Regions from separate parts of the Mus musculus genome. Here regions 1 and 2 are each linked to region 3. Evidence: chromatin loops called from intact Hi-C (ENCODE). Cell type or tissue: gastrocnemius. All regions are shown on one strand.

The links. A loop is a pair of places that touch in the nucleus more often than their neighbours do. Peaks named below come from ENCODE experiments on the same cell type or tissue, not always from the same donor. Only the 100,000 strongest peaks of a DNase experiment are listed, where the experiment ranks them.
Region 1: it touches region 3 in a loop (4-fold over the local background); 25 of 42 quality-filtered maps call a loop at or near these places.
Region 2: a loop joins it to region 3, with 2.1 times the contacts of the local background. A loop is called at or near these places in 15 of 42 quality-filtered maps.

The regions. Positions count from the first base shown.
Region 1 is chr5:147,579,840-147,587,839 of GRCm38, forward strand. Flt1 (FMS-like tyrosine kinase 1) reads right to left here. Exons shown (of 30, transcript NM_010228.4): 21 at 2,712-2,865; 22 at 2,264-2,361; 23 at 463-585. Among named protein-coding and RNA genes, the nearest start is that of Gm35383, 76 kb to the right of the region's middle. In gastrocnemius, a CTCF peak has its summit at 4,299 (motif pointing right); DNase peaks (open chromatin) are centred at 2,799 and 4,301; H3K4me3 peaks cover 997 bases; H3K27ac peaks cover 4,918 bases.
Region 2 is chr5:147,721,999-147,729,998 of GRCm38, forward strand. Flt1 (FMS-like tyrosine kinase 1) reads right to left here and starts at 4,013. Exons shown (of 30, transcript NM_010228.4): 1 at 3,673-4,013. The coding sequence starts at 3,736. In gastrocnemius, no CTCF peak of the experiment used is centred here; DNase peaks (open chromatin) are centred at 3,207, 3,763, 4,006 and 4,477; H3K4me3 peaks cover 5,291 bases; H3K27ac peaks cover 5,589 bases.
Region 3 is chr5:147,844,285-147,852,284 of GRCm38, forward strand. No RefSeq gene overlaps it. Among named protein-coding and RNA genes, the nearest start is that of Pomp, 12 kb to the right of the region's middle. In gastrocnemius, a CTCF peak has its summit at 4,069; a DNase peak (open chromatin) is centred at 4,069.

The DNA.
Region 1 (8,000 bases), 260 kb before region 3:
TGGGTCCCACGGAAGGCGTCCCTGGAGGTAAGCAGCTTCCTCCGTTCAAGATAGTGTGTACCCTCCCGCACTCTTTCCGGAAGTACAGACACCTGCTGAATCAATCACCGGGGCTTATCTGAGGGGAAGAGGCCACGCTGTTCTTTTCAGTGGGACATGGGACTCCCAGAGGGGTGGTGGGCAGAGACTGATGTGGTCTCTGCAGGGCTCAGCCGGCTGCTCAGGTTAACAAGTCTCAAGTGGTCCTTCTATCAGGACAGGTACCCAGCCAGGGATCAGAGAAAGAAGATTCCATCCCCAGAGTTCTCAGCACACAGCTCTTCTGGACCATCTATCTTCGCAGAGCCACATGGGCATTTGGGGAATGACTGCTGAGAAACGTAAGTGTTTGCAAGGGCTTCGGTCTGTGGCCTAAACTCGACAGGGTAGAAAGGGATCGAACGCGCCCCCAAGCTCACTCACATCTCCTCTCCTCACATAATCAGGGTTCTTATAAATATCCCGGGCCAGGCCAAAGTCGCAAATCTTCACCACATTGTTCTCAGATAAAAGGATGTTTCTCGCTGCCAGGTCCCGATGAATGCACTGTAATAAAACAGTTATGTAATGAACGCACTTCCCGAATCAAGCTGCTTAATTTCCTGTATCCACTCTGGGTCATTATTCTTTGAAAAAAAAAAAAAAACAACTGTGTGTGTGTATATGTATGAGTGTGTGTGAGTATGTGTGTATGTGCGAGTGAGCGTGTGTGCACACACAAGCACTCATGTGAGCATGCATATACCATGACATGCATGTGGAGGGCAACCGTGTGAGTTCCTGGGATCGAACTGAAGTCATCAATTTGGCAGCAAATACCTTTACCTGCTGAGCCGGCTCACTGGCCCTGGTATCATTATTCTTAATTCTAATTTCCATTTCATCTGTGGTAGAGGGAGCATCTCTCAGCACACACCTAGCTACCATAAACACAATGTGCTTCTTGTGCAAGTACAAGGTCCAGGTGGCTCAAAGGACACGTTCTAAATCAGCCAGGCTCCTGTTCTATGGGAGCGTACTGGTCAACCGCACCGGCAGTCTGAATTTTGCCAGTGAGTGAGATTTTCCCCTGTGGCCTTTTAGAGCAGATCTTTGGGAGCTGTGGTTAGGGGTGATTTGTTTTGTTGGCTGTTTACGTTGTTTGCCGCTGTTGCTGGTTTTAAGACAGACTCCCGAGGTGTTGTGTACCCTGACCCGGAACTCACTCAGGTTGGCATGTAACCAGGAATCCCCCTGCCTTGGCCTCTCAGGTGCCTGGATGCCCATGGTTTGGGCTTGAGCTGAGGGTTTCTGAGAAGCCTCAGGTGGGTATACTGAAGATAGCTTCTTCATGAAGCCTGGAGAGTTTAGAAGCACGCCAGAGGGCACCGTGGAAGACAGCGCTCCTGGGTTTGTGTAGTCCAAAATACCCAGGAAGATTTTACCCTTAAATGCTATCCGCAGGCTCAATATCCTGGTACCTCTCCATATCAGAGCAAATCTAGGTTATTGTGGTGAGGTCTGGTGTATAGTTAACAACCTAAACAAATATAAACAAATACTAGAAAAATAGCTTCACAGCAGAGGTGTGTGTCCAGGCCTCACAAAAAGACAAATCAGTAGCAGAATGCATTTTCAAATACGTTACCATTAAGTTATAAAAATATATCCAACCCGATTTAAGTTGAGAATTGATGTCATTCTTGTATATTGGTTAACATATGCAATCTGTATGTTTTCATACATCATTTAAAAGGTCAAAATAAAAGTGGGGAGCAGGGAAGAGACTTGAAAGGCACACGTGTGTTGGATGTTCTAAGTTTAATAACATACATAAAAACAAATTCTAAAATGTAAAGTGAAAGCTTTTGAAAAAAACTCAAAACCTTTTTTTATCTCTGATTAAGAAAGTTAAAGAAGGGGCTGGAGAAATGTCTTGGCAGTAAAGAGCACTGACTGCTCTGCCAGAGGTCCTGAGTTCAATTCCCAGCAACCATGTGGTGACTCACAACCATCTGTAATGGGATCTGATGCCCTCTGCTGGTGTGTCTGAAGACAGAGTACTCAGGTGTGTGTGTGTGTGTGTGTGTGTGTGTGTGTGTGTATGTGTATATATATATATATATATGCAGGTGTATATATGTGTGTACATATGTACATATGCATATATAAAAGATTTGCAGTATTAAAAAACATTCTTTTTTTTTTTTTTAAATAAAGTTAGACTACAAAGAGATGAGCTGACCTTTCTGGAGGACAGAAACTCCATGCCTCTGGCCACTTGGAAACTGTAGGAAATCAGGTCTTCCATGGTGAGGGGCTGCTTGGAGATCTCACTGTAATCTACGGAGCATTCGAATCTTGTAAAGATTTTTGTGCCTGCACCAAATCCCCATTTATTGAAACAATATTCACAAAGTATAAGACACACCAAGGACGCCACAGTTCATTGGCAAGAGAGTTTGAGTCTCAACTCAAGCATCAGAGATGTTTTCCCAGGCTGCGGGGTTGAGGGGTGGGGGTGAAGGGTAGGGGAATGGAGATTGGGCACAATGGGTGTGACCTGGTAGGACATTACCCCCATTCCCAGGATGTTTATTAGGGTGATAAATCCGGAAGGAAAAAAATGTGTGAGATGTGTAGTGTGTTGTAGAAATCCCCGAGACTGGAGGCCGGGAGGAGCGGATACGTACCCTCGTCTCCTTCCACATCGCTCACGCTTCGGTCTTCAGGGAAGCTGGAGCTGGTGACACTTGAGCTGCTGACACTGTCTAGGCGGGGCTTCTGGCCCTGCTCCAGGCCTGGTTCCAGGCTCTCTTTCTTGAGCTCCATATGCAAGGCTGCGTCCTTAGCATAGACAAGAAGCACAGGAGTGAGAGGGGCCCAAGGCAGAGATGGCTGCCGTCCGGATTGGACAAGCCACTGGACCCCGAATGCACACTGGGTGCTAGGCATTTATTTCCCAGGCTGTAGAATCTTTTATGTTCTTGCATGGGTTCCTAGTGAACACCTCAGATCCAGGCAACTGATAAATACTGAACACTTAGTGTGAGCTAGCATACACTTCCTCAACTTCCCCAAGAGCTTATGTCATTTTACTAAATAATTGTCAAAATAGTGTTTGTTTTGTCTTACGAGGTATGGGCGTGGTTTGAGACAGCATTTCTATGTAGTCCTTGATGTCCTGGAACTCAGAGATCTACCTGCCTCTATCCCCCGAGTGCTGGAATTAAAAGTGTGTGTTACCACCACCTGATTTGTTTTTTAAAATAGATTTATTTTATTTTTATTTATGTGTATGTGAACATGCATTTGGGTGTCTACCAAAGCTAGACAACGTCATTGGATTCCCTAGACCTGGGGTCAAAGCAGGTTGTGCCAATATGGGTGCTGGGGGAACAGTGCTCCTAACTGCTAAGCCTTCTCCCTCTTCCCCTCCCTCCCTCCCTCCCTCCCTCCCTCCCTCCCTCCCTCCCTCCCTCCCTCCCTCCCTCCCTCCCTCTCTCCCTCCCTTATAAAACAATTCATACACAAGCTGGTTCTGAAGAGCTAAGTCATCAAAGCCACAGCTAATAATTGGCAAAGCCTGAAAGCTTGCGCTAGCGTCCAACCAAGTCTGTCTCTGCTGCTTTTTGTAGCACATGCCCTGTTGTTTGAAAGGTGACAGAGAGTTTGATAGCCTCACTCAGGTGGTGTGAAAGCCTCTGTAATCCCTGCAGAGGCTCAAGTTACCAGTTCCTCTCATTTCCTCGGGGAGAGAAGAGGAGATACACCTTTCTCTTGGTTTCCCTTTGAGGATGTCACACCACTGCATCCTATCATGAATAGCAAAGGCGGCTCACTGTGGGCATCTGAATCTTGCTGCTTTTCCTCTGCCTTCTCTATAGAGTCTTCTGGCTCCTCTACTAATCATGCCATCATGGGCAAATCCTTTCATGTTTGTCTGCGTTTCATCTTTCTCGTCTGGAAGGCACTACATATTATTACAGTTTGTGCCTCGCAGGAAAGGACTTCCGTGTTCTACTGTTTTGCCTACCGTAACTCATCTACTGCTTCACACTAGAGACGCATCCTGCTCAGTGGCTTTCAGGACGCGGCTGTGTGCCCATGCGTACCCGCATGTGTATATACCCACAGGGGCCTGTGTACCGTACAGCCTGGCTTCTGCTGGCTTCTGTGTACCTAGACAGGAGCTGGGAGGGAATGAAGTTCAGCGCTAGGATTAAACAGCCTTGACTTTTCTGGGATGTCACTAAGAAGAAGCAGTCCTTCCACTAGAGGGCGCCAGGGAGCAAGCAGAAGATCCAACAAACTTTAGGAGGGACAGCAGCAAGCAGCACTGTGATATAGGGTACAGAGGGGTTCCCACATCCTGAAAAAAAAGAGTCTCCTGGGGACACACCCCATACAAACATTTCCTCGAGTCATGTCCCTGAAGGGAGTTTTGCTCTCTCAGTTCTTCTCAAATCCTGTCTGGGATTTCAGGAGTGAAGACAAGTTATATTGCGTGTAACCCACCCTAGACACCTTTTCCTCGTGGCAGGTAGAAAGCCAAACAGTCCAAAGGACCATCATTTTTCTCTCCACGAGGCAGCTAGCCCTGCTCAGACGGAGTCTGGAGTTTTATTTTCTGAAAGCGTACTGCCTTCTTCCTCACAGCTCTCAGAAGCTACGGGGTAGAACCTGTCCCCAGGTTACCCTACCCTTCCTCGCACCCCAGTTCAGCTATGCTCAGCAGCAGTGTGCCACCAAAGACAGGTTACGTTAGTGGACTCTGGGGACTAAGGCAGAATAGTAGGTTAATCACAAAGCACATTTAAGAATCTTGACGGATTTGGGCCGTTCCTCCATCTCTCCTTCCTATTCCTTTAGGTTCCAAATGTGACAGATAGTCATGAGTTTTCCATAAAACACAGCTCCACCAAGTGCCATGGGGAAGTAAACCAGTAAATATAGCCCCGAAAGGAAGCAAGCTCCTCCAAACAAAGGACGCACAAACCCAAACGCTCCATCCTGCCAAGTCCCTGGGGTGTTCTGAGGGCTTAGCGCTTCCTGAGCCCAGTCTAGGACATCAAGATCGACAGGAATCTGTGCTGCTCTCAGCTCGGGGCACCGCTGCACCCCTTATTTAGTGGGGGTCTGAGAAAAAAATTCTAAAGCTGGAGGTGAAGCAAGATAGGTCTTTCTCCTCTCTTTATCTTGTGGTTACTGTGTTCTTAAGCCAATTTCTTTATTACACTAGTATATATATATTTATTTGTGCTTGTCTGCTGCGTGCACAAATGCAGAAGCCAGAGGACAACTTGCTGGAGTTGGTTCTCTCCTTCCATCATGTGAGTCCCAGGGATCAGACTCAGGTCATCAGGCTTGGCAGCAAGCCTCTTTATCTAGACTGAGCCATCTTGCCAGCCATTTCCTGACTTCTCTGGTGATACACACACACACAGACACACACACACACACACACACACACACAGAGCACAGAGTAGATTTAAGATTTCAGTTTTTGGAAAGCCTAGTTTATAAGGGGGAAATATAGCTGGGCATGGTGGTAAACACCTTTAATTCTGGCACTCAGGAGGCAGAGGTAAGTGGATCTCTGTGAGTTCCAGGACAGCCAGGGATACATAGTGAGACCCTGTCTCAAACAATAGAATGAGGGAATATGTAATATATTCAACAGTCTGGTGGGACAACTATGTCTTTGATAAAACCATAGTCTGAGATGAAAAGGTGGGTCAGCTATCCAGTTTTCCTTGCTTTATTTGTAACAAGGTCTCTCTCCCCCCACCTCTCTCTCTCTCTCTCCATATATATGTATATACTTATTTATTTATTTAAATTATGTATATAAGGGTATGTGTGAATCTGCGTGTGCGTCTCTGAGCACAGGCACCCTCAGTGAGTAGAGAGATCAGATTGCCTGGAGCTATAGTAACAGACAGTTGTGAGCTATCTAATGTGGGTGCTGGGAGCCGAACTCAGGACCTTTGGTAGAGCAGAAAGAGCTCCTAACCGCAGAGCCATCTCTCCACTCCTGGTCTCACTCTATTTTCCAGGCTGATGTCTAACACTTGGGCTCACACAATCCTCCATCTCAGCAGCCAGAACTGCTTGCAGGTACTGCAACGTCTAGTTGTCTTCTGTGGTGTCTTCCCTACATATCAGAGATGGGCACCGTTCCTAGAACTCTGAAGGTTCATTCAACCATGTGCATTAGCTGTGTTCAATTGAACTCTCTGTGTCTCTGTTTGTCTCTCTCTCTCTCTCTTTCTCTCTGTTTCTCTCTCTATGTGTGTGTCTCTGATTCTCTCTGTCTCTGTCTTTCTAATGCAGGGGAGGGGACAGACACAGGGCCTCACTCGTGACAAATAAGAACTCCCCCACTGAGCTACACCCCATCCTTCAACATCCTAGTGGATAAAAATTGACAAAAGGGGACAACTAAATGCTTAAGGGAAGAGTTTCGTTTTCCCAACAGTCTCACCCTGGGTTCTATTATTAGCGCCACTGAATACAAGGAACTGGAGCCTAAAGAGACTGACTAATTTGTTCAAGGCCAGGTCTTATGAGAGGAGACTTGGAATTTAAACCTGGAAAATCTGGTTGTGGAGCCAGAGAGCTTGCCTCCAATGTGCGCCTCCCAGATGCCGGTGACTGGCTAACTGTCAGTCACTGTCTCCCTGGCCAATTCAGCCCAGAGAGGGACAGCAGTGGGACCACAAAGCATACCACAGTGTTTGAATCCATGGCTTCTTCTTTAGAGCTGGCCTTTCCTGAAAGACTATGTGTCCTCCCAGTATTCTTGTGTGTTTGTTTGTTCTCTGTGTGTGTGTATATGTTTAGTGTGTGTGTATGCGGTGTGTGTGTATGTGATATGTGTATATGTGGTGTGTGTGGTGTATGTGGTGTGTGTGGTGTATGTGGTGTGTGTATGTGTATATGTGTGTATGTGTGTATGTTGTGTGTGTATGTAGTGTGTATATGTGTATGTATGTGTGTGTATGTGGTGTGTGTATATGTAGTGTGTGTGTATGTGGTGTATGTGTGTGTATGTGGTGTGTGTATATGTAGTGTGTATATATGTGGTGTATGTGTGTGCATGTGGTGTGTGTATATGTAGTGTGTGTGTGTGGCATATGTGTGTGTGTGTGTTTCATGCAGAATGATGCCGCAAGTGCAGGGCCTCCCTGGGAAAGCAGAGGAACCCAAACTCCACTCCTGCCAAAAACAGCGGTTAAGCTGCAGAGTGGCTTGGCACACCTGTAACTCCAGTGCTGTGAAGTGGAGGCAGAAGGATGGTTGGAGCTTGCTAGCTGCCAGCCTAGCTCCAGGTTCAGTGAGAGACCCAGGCTTGAGGGGGTAAGGAAGAGATTGACAGAGCAAGACTCCAGTATCTTCCTCTGGCCTCTGTGCACACACCACACATGTGCATTCGCGCTCATACAGAGACACATACAATGCACATATACACTCACAGACATACACACAACACAGACACTCACATATGTGTACATATATACCCACACACAACACACACATATAAACATATACCACACATACACACCACACACATGCACACACACAACCTGCATATATATGCATACACTGCACACAAACACATATACACACAATACACACATACACACACATATATATAAACACAACACACACATATATGTATATATGTTATATATACATATATAATATATTTATACTATATGCACACACACACAACATGCATATAACACATACACATGCAAATACACAACAACCACAATAATGAAATAGAAGAGGGAGAGCACTAGATTAAGCACACATGATTTCCTGTTGTAGTCCATCACTGATCTATTGGTAACTATGGAAACCATTCAGTTGTTTGTGCCTTTAGTTTCTCTGATTAGTGAAGCTAATCAGTTGTCCTATAGTCACAGGTATGGCTTTGAGGAACAAGTGCATAAAATCTCGTGCAAGGATGAGGA
Region 2 (8,000 bases), 120 kb before region 3:
GACATTGAAAAATGGTTCTCAGCCTGCGATGACAGTATAGCACCTAGTGTGTGCCGCCAACCACACAGCACCTAGTGTGTGCTGAGCCAAACCCTGCTCACTAGTTCCCAGCTCCTCGAACTCCCTTTTTATCCCGAGGCTCACCTGCACACACAATCAAAACCCCTGCCTGTCCTGTTACTTTGTATTCTCTTAGCTTTACCGCAAAAGCCAGGGTAGAGATCAGCCACATAGTTTCCCTCCACAGAACCACTTTTCTGAAGGGAAGGGGGGCAAGTGTCACTATAAAGCCTTTTTCTTTTTTGGGGGGGGGGGAGCGGGGTATACATATCACTTCAAGTTCTATATTATACACATTCAAGGATTCAGAAATTGTCCCCATAGTTTCGGAGAGGAAAAAAAAGTAATGACTTGGTTGGTCTTTTAGAAGTCACAAAAAAATAGGTTTAATTATTAAATAAGAGGTTTACTAGCCTTGTTGTAATCTGGAACAGTTTTAGAACATAGCTGTTTAAAAAAAAAAGAAATTAAAAAGATTAATTTTTTAAAGAAAGAAATAAGGGGTGGGAGGTTAAAGAGACAGATGTCCTCAGTATAGGTAATGTGATTTAGCCTCTGTCATAGTTACACATTCTGCTAGGGAAAAAAAAAAAAAAAAAAAGACCCAAGATAGTGATGTAGTGGCTGAGGCATCTGGGACACATCCTCCATCAGACCACCCCTGCACCCCCTGCAATGCAAAAGGAAGCCCACTAAAGACTCAGTTAATTGGTTGGTCTAGTACATTCTACCAGAGAGAAAGATGAGGTGTGACCCCGATGGCAGCAGCAGCCTAGCTCATCAGCTAGGGTGTCAAAGGGCTTAGCACCCATTAACATGCAGAAGAATGGCAGGGAGCCGGGAAACCGGAAGGACCCCATCTGTTTGCTTTGTGGAATTCCTTCACTGAATGTTATAGTTGAAAAGGAGCCTTCGGAAGTCAACCATAGTTTTAGGCCAGGTGGTGGCAGCCCACACTTTTAATCCCAGCACTAAGAAGGCAGAGGCCAATCTGGTCTACAGAGTAAGTTCCAGGACAGCCCGGGGTACACAAAGAAACTCTTGCATAGAGAAAACAAACAAACAGACAAACAAAAAAACAAAATTTCTCCATTTTTAAAAGAAAAATGCCAATTGGGGATCATTTAAAAAGAAACTATATAGCCTATTAAAGACTTTTCAACCAGAAAAAAAAATGCTGCACTAATAATTTTTTTAATAGAAAGCCTAGTTCACAGTTTATCTGCAAGATGATTGATAAGTTGGAAAACAACATGGACCCACAAGGGTCCCAAATAATAACCATTTAAAATATGCAACTTTTGGAAAAGCACAACTGTGTAAGCCTTGGAGAAAAAAATTAGAAATCACTATGTAAAACTATATATTAAAAAATGCATTCTAACCAATTTGGGAATAGGTATTATTATTAATTATTATTTTTGAGAAAGGGATTCCCTGTGTGGTTCAGGCTGACTTTAATTGGCTCCATAGCCAATGTCCACTCTTGGTTAGAACTCACCACCCTTCTGCCTTAGGCCTTGAGTTCTCAGGATACAGACAGGGCACTCACACCTGGCTGCTACTATTTGCATAATTTTTATTTTAACTCAGAGTTACTATTGGGAATACAATACACACACCCCAAGCTCACAATTTAAGTATTTCTAATTAGTTCTACCAAACTCTAAATGTCAGCTGCTTAAAAGTAAGGGAGAACAGGAGAAGGAGAGAGGGAAGGAGGAAATGAGGGGGAAGGGAAAAGAGAGAGAGCGGCGCGTAAGACAGACAGACAGATAGACAGACAGACAGACAGAGCCGGACAGAGACAGAGACAGAGGGGATGAGAGAGATGAGCCAGCGCAAGAGAGCACACTGGTGTGGAGCTAATCAAGGGTGTGGACTTAAACGAGAGTGTGTTGTCTTAAGCCTTGAAGAGGAGACTGAACTTTTATAGAGACACTGGTCTCGATAGCTACAGAGAGGACCGGTAATTATGGTAGTTAGGGCGTTGGTAACTAATAAATATCGAGGCTAGAACACCTGATGGGGCTCAGCGCCTGGCTAGCGGCGCAAAGCGACTTTGTACACTTTCCCTGAACTGCTTCAATCTGCCTCCACTGTTCGAAAACACAGATAAAATTACGCTTAGCCAAAACCAACCACGCTTTAAAATTAAAAAGTAGAGACATGTGTCAAGCAGAAAATCCAATAAAACGCCTGTTCCCCCCACCCTGTAACTTAAGGGTTTGCAGTAATTTTTTAAGCTAGTTTTGTCTTTATATAATAAATCAGTATTTAAACTCTCTAAGCGGTTGCATTTCCGTATAAGCAGCTCTTCGAAAATATTTGTGAAATAGAAAATACAATAACTCGTTTAATATCATTATTTTAGAACCTAACCAGCCACGTCGGATTCTGGCTTTGCCATTTTAGTCCGTTTTAATTATAAACCCCTGTTCATTACTTTGAAACGAAGTACAGTCTTCCCATTTCAAAAGGCTTATTTTTACTGTCTTTTAAAACCTTGCTGCCTTTCTTTCTGGGGCCACTACTATTCTACCTGACTCTTTAGTCTCTATCTTCTTTCCCAACCACGCTGGTTTAAATAAAGACGCTCTGGTATGCGTCTCTGCGCAAAGGGACCTCCCGCCTGCAGACCTGGAGTTAGAGTTCCCGAGGTCCCTCCAGCTTTTTGACCCTTGGATGACGACGGTCTCCACATTAAATGCTCCTAAAATCTGCCGGCCCCTGATCGGTCGCCCCCCCCCCCCCGCCCCGCGCTTTTCATATCCTAGAGAACGCTGATTTAGGAGGTCGCAAACTTCACCTACTACTTAAACCACAGCTTTCAGTCTAAATTGTCAGGTGGTTTTGTTTTTTTGTTTTTTCTTCTAGATTCATAACCTAAAGGTAGGGCTTAAAATTCCAAAACTTGCTGCCGGGTCGCTTTGGGTCACTCACTCACTCCGAGGACCTGGACCGCACACCCGCCCCACACCGCGGAGGCCCCACCCGGGAGACGGCGCTCCGCGAACTGCTGGGAAGAAACCCTGCAGACTGTGCGTTCCCCAGCTTCCTCCGGACGGACCCAAGCGGGTACGGGAGTCAGAGCTGGCCCTTCTCTGGGCTCCATCTGCTCGCCGCGGGCACGGGACCCCTCCCAATTTCGTCCTCCTTTGCTCTGGTGGAGCGAGCTCATCGCTAACGACCCCACCTCTGTCCAGCCCCGGGCAGCCTCTCTGACATCTAGCTTGCTCCAACTAGCCCTTGAGGACTCTGCTGCAGCCTAGGAGCAGGCTCTGGATGCTGAAAGGTCCACCCGTGTGGTGATCTGCACTCCCAGAGTCTAAGGAGTGAGCGCCTACCCGGGAACCCGGTAGGGGACTAGCGGCTCCGGCTACACCCGGCAGGCACTCTGGCTCTGACCCCAGCGTGGAGCTAAGGAGAGTCTAAGCGGTGATGCCAACTTCCAGCGGCGCCCACTTGGGGGGTGGAGGGGAAGACGTGTGTCCCGAGGCGTACCCGCTGCTACAAGTGTCCCCGGCTCCCGCCGGAGCTCGCTTCCCCCGGACCACCCCGTGGCTGCCCATCCCCGCCGAACTCCAACTCATGGTCCCTGGCGCGCCTCACCTGTGAGAAGCAGACACCCGAGCAGCGCGTAAGGCAAGACCGCGGTGTCCCAGCAGCTGACCATGGTGAGCAAGACGCGGCCTGTTGGCCCGGTGCCCGCGCTCTCCGAGGCCGACGGCGCAGCCGCTCGAGCCGGTCCCCTCCTGCTTCTGCTTGGCGCCGCGAGAGCCCTTCTCCGCGCCTGCAGCCGAGGGGGGTGGTGTGGGGGGATCCTCGCCGTCCCGCGTCCGCTAGCCGCTGCGCTTGAGTCCCGGAGCCCGCTCCGAGCAGCAGCCACCACCACTAGCACTACCTCCCGGGAGTGTCCGCCACCGCGCTCCGAGCCTCTCAAGGACCTCGCTGAAGTGCAGCCGAGGGCGGGGGCGATTTATAACCTTTCCCCAGCCCACTTCCTACCCCGGCACCTCCTTCCAGTGACGTCAAGGGGTCCCCCACCCCTCATCCGCCTCCCCACCTACCCTCTTCTTCCTCCCGGAGGGGCGGGGGCCGGCGAGGGCGGGTAGCCCGGGGGCCAGAGCGCGCGTGCGGTGGCGCTAGGCGCGCGGGTCGCCGGACAGGTTCGCAGGTTCAGGGTCCTTGCTCTGTGCTCTGCTGCCCCAGCCCCTCCTGCCCATCGCTCTCAGGAAATCCTTACCCAGCTCCCTCCACCGAGCTTACTCAGCTCTGGTGACCGCCCGAAACTGAGGAGGGGACCGTCTAAGTGCACCGCCCTGCCCCCGGGGCGGGAAGTCTTATCCTAGGGAAGCTGGCCGCGCCTCCCGCGACGGTGTCCCTGGCACCGAGGAACGAGGCGCAGTCGAGCCCTCTCCCGAGCGGTCCCGCCGGTCCCTGACCCCGCCAGACTGTTGCCAGACAGCGAAGGAAGGCGCCAGAGACCCTCCGCTTAAGGCACTTGGACCCGGAGCGTCCGAGGGAACCGGACGCCTTGCCAGGCACCTTCGGAAAGAGCGCGGGGCCGCGCGGGTCCCAAGGGAGGGAGTCTGTGTCTTTTTCGGCTGCATTAATGCACCCGCCCAAGCCATTTCCTCAACCCTCTGCTTCCTAGAAGCAAAACAAGGAATAACATGTTACCTTAAAAAAAAAAAAAAAAAAAAAAAAAAAAGCCAAGGCGTGAGACACGCTCCTGCAACTTGTAAGGGCCAAGAACTTGAACTCTAGGTCTGAAACGCTGGATGGAAAACAAATCTTTTTGGTGGAAGCCGGCTAGCCAAGATGACTGACTCGAATGTTCTTGGAACAAAAAACGGGTGAAATTAACTTGAGACACTAGATCATTTACGATGACACTAATTCCACGTTGTTCCTCAATTATGCATCCATTAACTGGAAGGCTGAAGTCGTCCCGGCCTCCCCGGAGCAGCCCAGTCTTGTCCCTGTAAATACTGCAGGTTTGAAAAATAGCCTCAATAGAACCTGCCAGATACCCGTGATAAAATGGCTCCTAAATGGGACCAGAGGCTTTTCCTGAAGGACTAGACTAAACCTCCGGTAGGGAAGGTTGCGCAACCTGAGTTGCCTCATTCCTAAGAGAGTCTGGGCCACCACCACCCGCAGCTCTACTAGGGCACCGGGAGCCTCTGAGCCAGGGCAAGTGAGATTCCTTTTCTCCTTCATGGTCTAGCAGAAGGGAAAGACCGCTGTGAGCCTAAGCTCACCTGCGGACTTCCCCAGCCAATTCTGATTTCTCTACAAGCTTCCACTAGGGTCAGTATTCCTGCCCTCTGCCTCCGGCGCCTCAAATTGCTCTCCAATCAGGAATCATGCAGGATGGCCCGCACTAGGTAGTTATAATTCTCCCAGCTGAATCTCCGGCCTCAGACGGTCTTGACACACCCACACGGTCAAACTGTCCCTGTCTCCCCTAAGAGCTATCCTAACGCCCACGCATCTTTTAAGAGGTCTGCTCAGCCCCTTTAAGCAATGGCAGGTGTTTGGGCTGGGGAGAGCTTGCCAATTGGAAACCCATCGCCACTGAGGCTGGAGGTGCTGCGCTGAGCAGGCCGACAGAAACCAAGACACACAACGTGAAGGAGGTGTACGATTCTAGAGGGGTATGAAGCCCACCATGAGCACAGAAACACGGGCATGGCTTATTGTAGGGGAAGACCAGCGAGGGGAACTACCAACTTGGGGGAAGTGTTGCATGTACAGTCCCCAAAGGTTTAGTTTAATGCGTTGTTTTCAAAAGGCATTTTGATGTCTTTAAATACTCAAGGAGATCCTTATGAGTTTGTTGCCAGAAATGATCCCACAATGACTTTATGGGATCATGAAGCCAGACAGGTATTTGACCGACAGCCAAAACCATCTATAACTTAAGCTGTGCATTAACAATGCTAAAATATCGCTCAATTATCTAAGATTAATGGCCTCGTAATTGAAGTAGCTAAGGTTTATATGCTGTGGCTTTCGATACGTTTCTCCAACTCTTTTGAAAAGCCCCAGACTTTTAATTTACAGCCAACAACTTCCACACCAATATTTCTTTTGTAGGTTGCATTGGTTGTTATTGTTATTTTTGTTATTAAGAATTTTAAAATGATACAAACTGTTTCATTGGACATTTCAACTTCACTTTGATATGGACAATAAAGGGCTAAGACCCTTTCCCCAGAAGTGGTAACAGAGTTGAATAATGGGCTACATACAGTAGGACTCTTCGAACCAAATCAGTCATGAAAGAGGTTTTCTAGATACCATTGATGGGAAAGATCAAATTCAACACGCTAGGTATGTGTGAAAGGCTATTTGCAGTGGATTATCTGCTTGCTTCCTGCCCATGTACAAAAGAACGTTTCATCTCCTGCTTGCCTAGCAAAACCAGACACTCTCTCCTCTTATCAGCCACATTCTCTCGAAGTTTCTCTCTTGCCCCCATTCAGGAACACACTGTTGTCCAGCCAGTGACTTAAATATTCAAGACTGAATAAGTTGGAGCATCAATAAGAGTGACAGGAGGGGAACCCAGAGCTGATCTACAGGAGGAAGAGGAAGAGGAAGAAGAGGAGGAGGAGGAGAAGGGGGAAGAGGAAGCAGAGTGACATTAAGCTTGGTTGTTGAAGAAAAATCCTTGTTGACACACAACACAGAACTTGTTTACACGAAGCTGATGATCTTGTCAAATCCTTATGCATTGTTGGAAGAAAAACAAGCAAACAAGCCTCCTATGACATCTTGGGACACTGAGGCTCCTTGGCGAGTGCCCCAGACCTGTTGGTACCTTACAGTTTTACTGACCAGAAATGAATCAACACATTAGAACAACAAGGGAGTCTTATTTGGGCTGGAGAGATGGCTCAGCGGTTAAGAGCACTGACTGCCCTTCCAAAGGTCCTGAGTTCAAATCCCAACAACCACATAGTGGCTCACAACCATCTGCAATGAGATCTGACGCCCTCTTCTGGGGTGTCTGAAGATGGCTAAAGTCTATTTGCAGTAATAGATGAGTTGTTGTTGTTGTTGTTGTTGTTGTTGTTGTTGTTGTTGTTGTTTTTAAAGAGTATTGTTTATTTCAGCCACCCAAGTCCTAGGGGTACAGTCCAGCAGCAGCCCATGGGACACCTAATATGCACAGGGCCCCTAGATTTGGTTCCGAGTCCTGTCAGCAGAGGAGCAGAGGGAGGCCCTTCTATTTAGCCACTGAACCAGGCCCTGGACTCCTGTTCTAAGTGCTTCTTCAGTGCTCTGACAACTTCTCCAGGACATTGACTGACCACCCAGGAACACAACTTTATCTCTAGGCTCTCTGTCCATGTCTCCTTGACCACTGCTTAAATGGCATGTTCTAGAAATTGCTCCCAGCTTCCCTTGGAAGATTCCATCTTCTTAACATCCCTGCAGGTGATATAGACCCAGGATGGAACAGCATTTATAACGTTATCAGCAAGAGAATTAGAGATCCACTGAATGGCAAAATCAGAGGTTAAAATAGTTAGGCTTAGAGTTAGGGAAACAGGCAATGACTGCTATCCTGAGAGAGCCATAGGGGTCTCAGCCAGGAGGAAGTTCTGCCAGAGACCTAGCTAAAGGTGTCCATGACTGCGCCATCCTTCCTCTCAAAGTTCAGGGTTCTGTTTTCATCTTAGAGACAGGGTCTCACTATGTAACCCTAGCTGGCCTCAAATTCACTAGGTAGACCAGGCTGGCCTAGAACTCACAGAGATCTGCCTGCCTCTGCCTCTCCAGTGTCGGGATTAAAAACACGAATGAATTAAAAACCACCATGCCTAGCTAAGATTGATTGATTACATACTCACTTATTTTTAATTAGAAAGAGAGAGAACATGTGTTGTATGCGTCCGTTCAGGTACACATGGGAAGTTAATCTC
Region 3 (8,000 bases):
AGCATAGAAACTGTAAACCAGCATTTTGAAAGCCAAAATGATCTTATCCATGTGTGAAGGAATCAGGAGGGTTGACAGGAACCGAGAAGGAATGTAGACTGTGTTGTGTTTAACGATTCTTCTCAAAAACATCTTTTTATTTCGCTCCAGGGCACTAAAAACTGCAGACTTTGGATTTCCATAGATTTCTTTGCATGTGCTCTGGCCTGTTTTCTGGGCTCTGCAAGGTCACACACCCCATTGTCACCCAGGAACTTCAAGGTCCCTACTCTTTCTTCTCTTCATGTCAATGACCATTCTAGGGACTTCTTATCTTTCCAAAAGCTACATCTAAGATTTTTATTTGTTATTAGCATTTGTGTAGTTTGTGTGTGTGTATGTGTGAAACATGTGCTTGAAGTTTTTGTGTGAGGTCAGAGAACAACTTTCTAGAATGGTTTTACCCTTTTCATCTTATTGAGACAGGGTCTCTGTATTTTCACTGTCTGACGAACCCAGGATAATTGGAAACTCACATCCATTCTGTCTCTACCTTCTATCTTTCAATAGAATCCTAGGATGGTAGACACATCTGACTTTTCGAGGGTTTCAGGAACCAAGCTCAGAGCCTCAAAGGATCATACAGTGTCTTAACCTACTGAGTCGTCTTGCCACCCCTCCGACAGCACTATTTCTCATTTCTGTTTGGATCTTTCTGAGAATTTGACTTTGGGAGCACAGATGTTTTGTGTTGCTCCTTAAAATATCAAACACAAACATTGTAAAAAGATGAATACGACATTTTGGGCAGTTTAGGGTACCAAGCACTGTCACCATCCTCCCACACCTCCTGTGAGTGCCGACCCATCTCTGCACAAACATGTTATCTATATGGGGGGAAGTTGGAATAATCTATACCCCTGAGTCAGCGTCTCCTTGTGTTTTCCCAGAAACAGACGTGTCACGATGCTTTTCGGGAAGCATAGACACTATTAGAATTCCAGGCTAGTGAGACAGGGAAGAGGAGGCTGTCATCCGAGTATATTTATTGAGTGATTTCCTCCAAGGAATTCTGGACACACAGTGCAAAGCTCACATTATACTGCTCTGGGTCAACAGAGCTGGGGTACTCACATCAATTCCCACAGTCTGAAGACTGAAGAAGGAGGAGAAGGAAGTGTGGGTGGCCACACTTAGGGTGATTGGCTGGAACTTGTTTGAGACACATCTAATGCCTTAAGTGGCATGGGCGGATCCAGAGTGTATGCTGTCCTTCTGTGTTCAAGCAACACTAATTATAGCCCAGACACTTCCTGGTTGCCACAGAGTTTTTACACGTCAGGGGTTAATTTCTGCATATTTCATAATGGAATCAGAACTTACCTAGTCCTTTCTTACCGAATAGATGGTTAGGTTGCTACAAAATGGAGGGGCACCCTGCCAACAGGTCCCTCAATTATTCAAATCCCAAACCTTAAAAAAAAAAAAAAAGAAAAGAAAAAAGGCATAGAGTATCCCAATATCGGGGGATGGAATGCTATGTTCTTAACAAAACGTTTCCTTTTTTGTTGTTATGTTTTGTTTTGTTTTGTTTTGTGTAACAAGCCAAGCAGAAACTTGTGTGAGAATCAGGAACCCCGAGAGTGTGCAATGCACTCTGTTATTTAGGGTGACGGCTTAATTACAAGTATAGGATCATGCAACAGCCATGCCTTGTTCTATGGGATTTATTAGGTCTCTAAACTCTGCCTACCAAAATTTCACATGAGGGCCGTGATACAGCCATGAGGACGGCTTCAGATGGAAAATAAAGGTGAACTGAGAATCCAGGAACACTCTTTGAGCTGATGTAAAAAGAGAGAGAGAGAGAGAGAGAGAGAGAGAGAGAGAGAGAGAGAGAACCCATTTCTGGAATGAGCACTCAAGCCCATCTGACCCCACCACTCACTCATTCAGTTTGGGCAGGTACCCTGGACCTCCATTCTTTAAACAGAACTATCCCTTAGGCCGAGAGGAGAATAACCTCCTTGTTGGACGTCTGTCTGTCTCCCTCCGATAAGTCCCTGCCCTCCACTCTGTCCTGCCTAGAAGATCCCCTTCTAGGGAGCAATGGTTGGGCACAGGCTGACTCCAGTGAGCTCACATAGATCTTCCTAGGCCCTTTGTGTGTGTGTGTGTGTGTGTGTGTGTGTGTGTGTGTATCTGTGTGTTTGTGTGCATATATGTATGCTTTTATGCATGTATATGTGTGCTCATAGGTGTTCATATATGAGGAAGCCATAGGCTGACATGGAATATCTTCCTTGATCACTTTCTGTCTTAGATTTTTGGTTTGATTTTTTTTTTCTTTTGAGACAGGGCTTCTCTGTGTAGTCCTGACTGTCCTGGAACTCTCTGTAGACCAGGCCTGGCCTTGAACACACACAGATCCATCTCTGTGTCTGCCTCCCGAGTGCTGGGATTAAAGCCATGTGCCACCACTGCCCGGCTTCCATCCTAGTTTTTGAGACCAGGTCTCTCACTGAACCTGGAGCTTATTGATTGTCCTAGGCTGGCCTCACTCACGGATCCACAGATCTCCATCTCTGCTTCCCCTGTGCTGGGACTACAGATGCACACTGCTATGTGTGGGTTTCTTATCTACATAGGTTCTGAGAGACCACCCAATTCCTCAGGCCTGTATGGTAAGCACGTTACTAACTGAGCCATCTTCCGGCCTTCCCTGAAGCCCGTTAGTACGAGCTCACTCTCCTGTGCTTTCTTACCAACTGTGACAAATGTGCCACCTTGATGCTCAAAAGAGGGACCCCACCCTAGGCGTGGCAGCATGCACCTGTAGTCTCAACACTTGAAGGTGGAGCAGGGGGTGGGTTGTGAGTTTGAGACCAGCCTGGGCTACAAAGTGAAAACTTGTCTCAAAAAATTTTTTGTTTTGTTTTGTTTGGTTACACTTAATACCCAAAACTGCTCGAAAACTGGGGGAGGGGTATTCATGTTAAAAATCATTGTCCAAATGAAAAGACAAACATTTACAGATCTTGTGCTGAATTCCTGGAACTCCACATATACGTCCATGCACCCCAGGGTCTTTGTTGGTGTAAGGAATGCTGGAGTGAGCTTTTCTGGAACGATGTCTGTGTCTCTGTTTTGAATGTCCCAGAATCCCGCCTCCATAGATGTTCTGGGGACTTTCAGCCCTGCCTCCAGACATGTTCTGGGGACTTTTGCTTTTGGAGAGCAGTCAGGACACATGATCTCTAACTCCAAGATTACACAATTCCAGTTTATGTGAAGGCTCAGCCTTGAATTAACTCCCCTCGTCTGCTTTCCACTGACCGTTCGCTGGCTCAGAGCCAGAACAACAATATGCTCAGACAAGTAACTCTCTAAATCTCCAAATCTCTCTCTCTCTCTCTTTTCTTATTCCCATAACCTTCTCCAACAATTTCATTTAGCTGACCAATTGTCAATTTGGGGTCCTGGGAAAGAATAAGGAATAAACTCCCTTTGTTCCATCCAGCAAATCCAAACTCCATTCCTTTCTGACGGCCAATCATGTGCGCCCGAGCTAAGCTCCACCATAGGGGCTCCGTTTTATATCTTGGGGTAATCCCCTGGACTAACTGTTCCCTTAGAGCAAAACCTTAGAAACTTTATCTCCGTATTCCCTTTGGACAATATTTCCTTCCAGGAATTTGAGACTAGGACTGGATCTGTAAGTGAACTCTTGGAAGTTCTAAATGGTTTATACACTATTGAATTCCTCACATGTATACAACTTTGGTTTGTATCAGCGAACAGCACTGGCCATTTGCGTTGTGACTTCACCGGCATTGAGGTGCTAAAAATCCTTTGCAATGGTTCCATTCATTTCTTTCAATGCAGTGGAATTCTCAGTTGGGGGGGAAGAGCTGTTTTTCATTTGAAAGTGGAAAGCCGGGTCCTAGGGACATAGGGAAGGAACAGACCTCGCGAGCTGAGTTTTCAGTCTGTCCCTCCATCATATCAGTGCTCTTTACATTTTGTGAGCACTTGATTTAGGACATTCAGAAAAGAGCGCCAGCCCAGAGCCGCGTCTTTTTATCGCCACCTACCGTCGTCTTTGAGAACTGCACGAACATTCCCTCTAATCCCAAACACCCTAGAGACAGGGACTCCAATCCACTCTAGAAACTAGAGGCACTGTACTGGGACAGGAAGAAAGAAGACTATGGAAACGATGTTCTCAGATGCTGGGTAGTGAGCCTGGAAAATGAGTCACTGATGGAAGCCCATCTGTCACTAATTTTATTTTTTAGATTTTTAAATGTTACTTTATGAGTATGAGTGTTTGCTCACAGGCATGTATGTGCACGGTATTAAGCCTGATGCCCGTAGAGGCCACAAGAGGGCATTGTGTCCCCTGGAACGAGAGTTACAAAGAGTTGTCAGCTTGCCCCGTGAGTGAGTGCTGGGAACCTAACCCAGGTCCTCTGCCACAGTGCAAGTGCTCTTAGCCTCTGAGGCTCTCTCCAGATCCCAGTCTCTTAATTTTTTTCAAAATGGAAGTCTTAGTTGGAAAAGATTTCAACCAAAGCTCAAGTAGCCTGAATGACGTTTTTCAAAGTGATCTTCTAGATTGTTCTCAAACGGAATTAAGAGGAGTCCTTTGACAGCAGCTCTGTGCAGAGGTGTGTTGGTTCTATCAGTTCTCCCAGACTGCTCTCTGTTTGAAAGAAGCCATTACAAGGTTAGCATCAGTGTATCTTGGAAAAGATTGACAGCCTAAGAACAGATAAAACATGCCTCCCTGAGATTCTCCTCTTTGGTGGTGACCCCCCCCCCCCCCCGCCCAATACTTTGCTAGTTCCGGGATAGGTTGGGTGGGTTAGAGTTGGGGGGCTTCCAGAACTTCTCAGAACACGAATGACGAGGCTGTTGTCCAGAGGGGCCCCCTGAGAATCGTGTTTGGGAACAGGCCGACCCCATGAGGTATATTATCTTTGCCACATTTTGCTGCTTTGTGGGAAATTTATTTTTAATCTTTAACAAAGCCAACCATGTTTATCTGAAGCGCTGAAAAACTTTAATAGTTTAAAACAAAACTTTTAAAAAATAATTAAACCGACAATGAATACTGAAACATGAAAGTCAGACCGACTGTTACCTTAACAAGAAAGGGCTTCCCAGAGATCAAACAGAATGCTGTTTGTTTTATTTGCTAATGGCAAATAACAAGTACTTTCACTTTAAGGGATTCTGAGGGTTATTGAAGGAGTCCAGAAGTTTCTACTGACCTACTCCCACCAAGGCAAAGGTTTCCCACACCTTGGGTTCACAGAGCTGGGAAACGTGCTATCCTGAACGCGTAGAAGGTAGCACATGATTGGTGCCTTTAGCATGAGCACACCTTATCCAAAATGATGGAGAAGGGGGACTCCCTCAGATTTTTTTTTCCCTGCATAGTGCTTACTCAGCTCAACTCTGAGAAGTCTGCAGCTGCATGCTTGCTGCATTTCTCAATGACTGAACTGCTTCTCTCAGTGCACCCACTCACCATGATCTGGCTTTTATATGAGCCCTGCTGAGAGGCAGAGGCAGGCAGATCTTGGGGAATTCAAGGCCAACCTGCTCTACATGGGGAGTTCCAGGCCAGCCAGGGTTACATAGTGAGACCTGTCTCAAAACAGTGTCAGAGGGCAGGAGACACCCCCCCCCCCCCCCCCCGCTTTATAAAGAGAAGATTCAGGAAAAACAAACCCTTTAAGGATCAAATCCTTTAAGTGGATCAATTGTATCAGATCAACTAGTAGAGTTTTTTTTTCCCCCTCTGGAGACAAACTTGGCTTTGGATCAGGAAAGAGAATATTTTCAAGTTGTTCTTTTATTTTTAAACTGTATCCCACGTTCCATACATAGGCTTTAATTTGCTTTCCAGAGCACTTCAGTTAAATCCTCAACACAGATAGCATTCTCACCTAGCCTGAGTCTATGAATTTCCATTCAATGCTGATTTCACCCTTTCTTTGGAACATTGGCCCAAGGCCGGGCGGATTCTAAATGAGGGGACACTTGGTGATATCTCTGTGGGAAGGTTCTTTGTGACCGGTCACATCCTGATCTGCCAATTTATGAGTGAGGAGGCAGCTGCTGCTCCAACTTCACAACTGCAGCCCAGAAATAGAACTTGAGGTTCTTTTAATATGCACGTTATCTAGATAAAGCTATATCTGGGATGCCCCTGACAGGTTCTCTGACTCTTCGCTTTGTTTCTACAAACTAAATATAGAACTGTGAGCGACTCTTTTTTTTTTTTTTCCTCTTCTTCTCCTCGTGTGCATCTAAGCATACAAGGAAATCAGGCTGCTTCTAAAAGAAAAATAAGCCCTGTTTCTTCTTGGAAACCCTTTTGAGGTCAGCAGTTCTGAAGTACAGGGATCGGAGCAGAAAGGAGCAGAAAGGACTTCTTCTCTGATTTTCCCACCCTGCCCTGTGAATGATGTCCTTCCATGGTCAGGGCGGGGGAGCAAGGCATTTGTTGTAGTAATACTGAATAACCCTCCTGTGTAAAATCACCTCAGGTTGACCCCCACTTTAACTCCAGAGACCGTGGAAGGAGGAAAAAGTGCAGCCACCCTCCTCATGGTGACAATGACTGCTGGGTGCTTGCTGAGAGGTCTGTCCTGCTTGGTGTGATCACGGCCATTATTTTAAAAGCAGGTGACACTCTGATGGTTGGGCTACATCAACCGGGTACTGGGAGGTGTGCAGAAAAAGAGAGCTTTGTATTTTGAGGAATCTATTCGACTGTGGGGCCATTCCAAGGCAGAGGGCACAGTTTCTAAGCTACCACATCTTCATCATAGGACCTGGCTACCACACAGACTACTCCTTCAGCATGTTGTCTTCCCATGATGAATTTGATTTAGGATTTCTTATAGTGACCAAGAGGGAAATGTAGCAGCGATGAATGAGATTAATACATCTTTCAAGAATATCCGGGGGAGGGGGGAGGAGCCAAAGCCAGGGAGCATTTTATCACTGAGCAACAACAGCCCAGGCTCCTAGTGCGTGCGTGCATGAGTGAGTGTGTGTGTGTGCATGCACTCAAGTACATGTATCGCATGTGCCTATGCCGTGTGCTGCATATGGCGAGTTATGTGTTTGTGTGAATGTATGGTGTGTTTTAGGTATATGTCTGCGGTTCTGCAGTGTGTGTGTGTGTGTGTGTTGTGTATAGTGTATGTATGAGGGAGTATGATGTGTGCACATGGTGTATGTGTTTGTGTGTGGTGTGTGTGTGTATATGTCTGTGTGTGTATGCCCTATACATGTACGGTATATGTGTGTGGGTGTGTATGCTGCCAGAGCAGGGAGTATGAATGTCTACATGTTCATGTTAACACAGACGTGCATATGTAGAGGTCAGAGGACAAGCTCAGGTGTTCACTCTCGACTTGCACTTTTGGCTCTGTGTACACCAAGCTTACTGGGTCATGAGCTTCCAGAAATCCTGCCTCACCTCCCATCTCAATAGGAGTGTTGGGATTATAGATCTATGCATCTGTGTCTGGCTTTGTGTAGGTCTGGGACACTGGGCTCAGATTTTTGTGTTTGCATGGCAGATGCTCTACCCACTGAGCCATCTCAGCCCTTTAAGGTTTTCTTCCTCCTCCTCCTCCTCCTCCCTCTCCCTCTCACTCTTTTGTTTTTTTCAAGACAGGGTTTCTCTGTATAGCCCTGGCTGTCCTGGAACTCACTCTGTAGACCAGGCTGGCCTGAAACTCAGAAATCCGCCTTCTTCTGCCTCCCAAGTGTTTTCTTTCTTTCTTTCTTTCTTTCTTTCTTTCTTTCTTTCTTTCTTTCTTTCTTTCTTTCTCTTCCTTCCTTCCTTCCTTCCTTTCTTTCTTTCTTTCTTTTTTTCTTTTTTTCTTTCTTTCTGTTCTCCATGCATGTATGCTTGCATGCCAGAAGGGGACACCAGATTTTCATTATAGATGGTTATGAGCCACTATGTGGTTGCTGGGAATTGAACTGAGGAC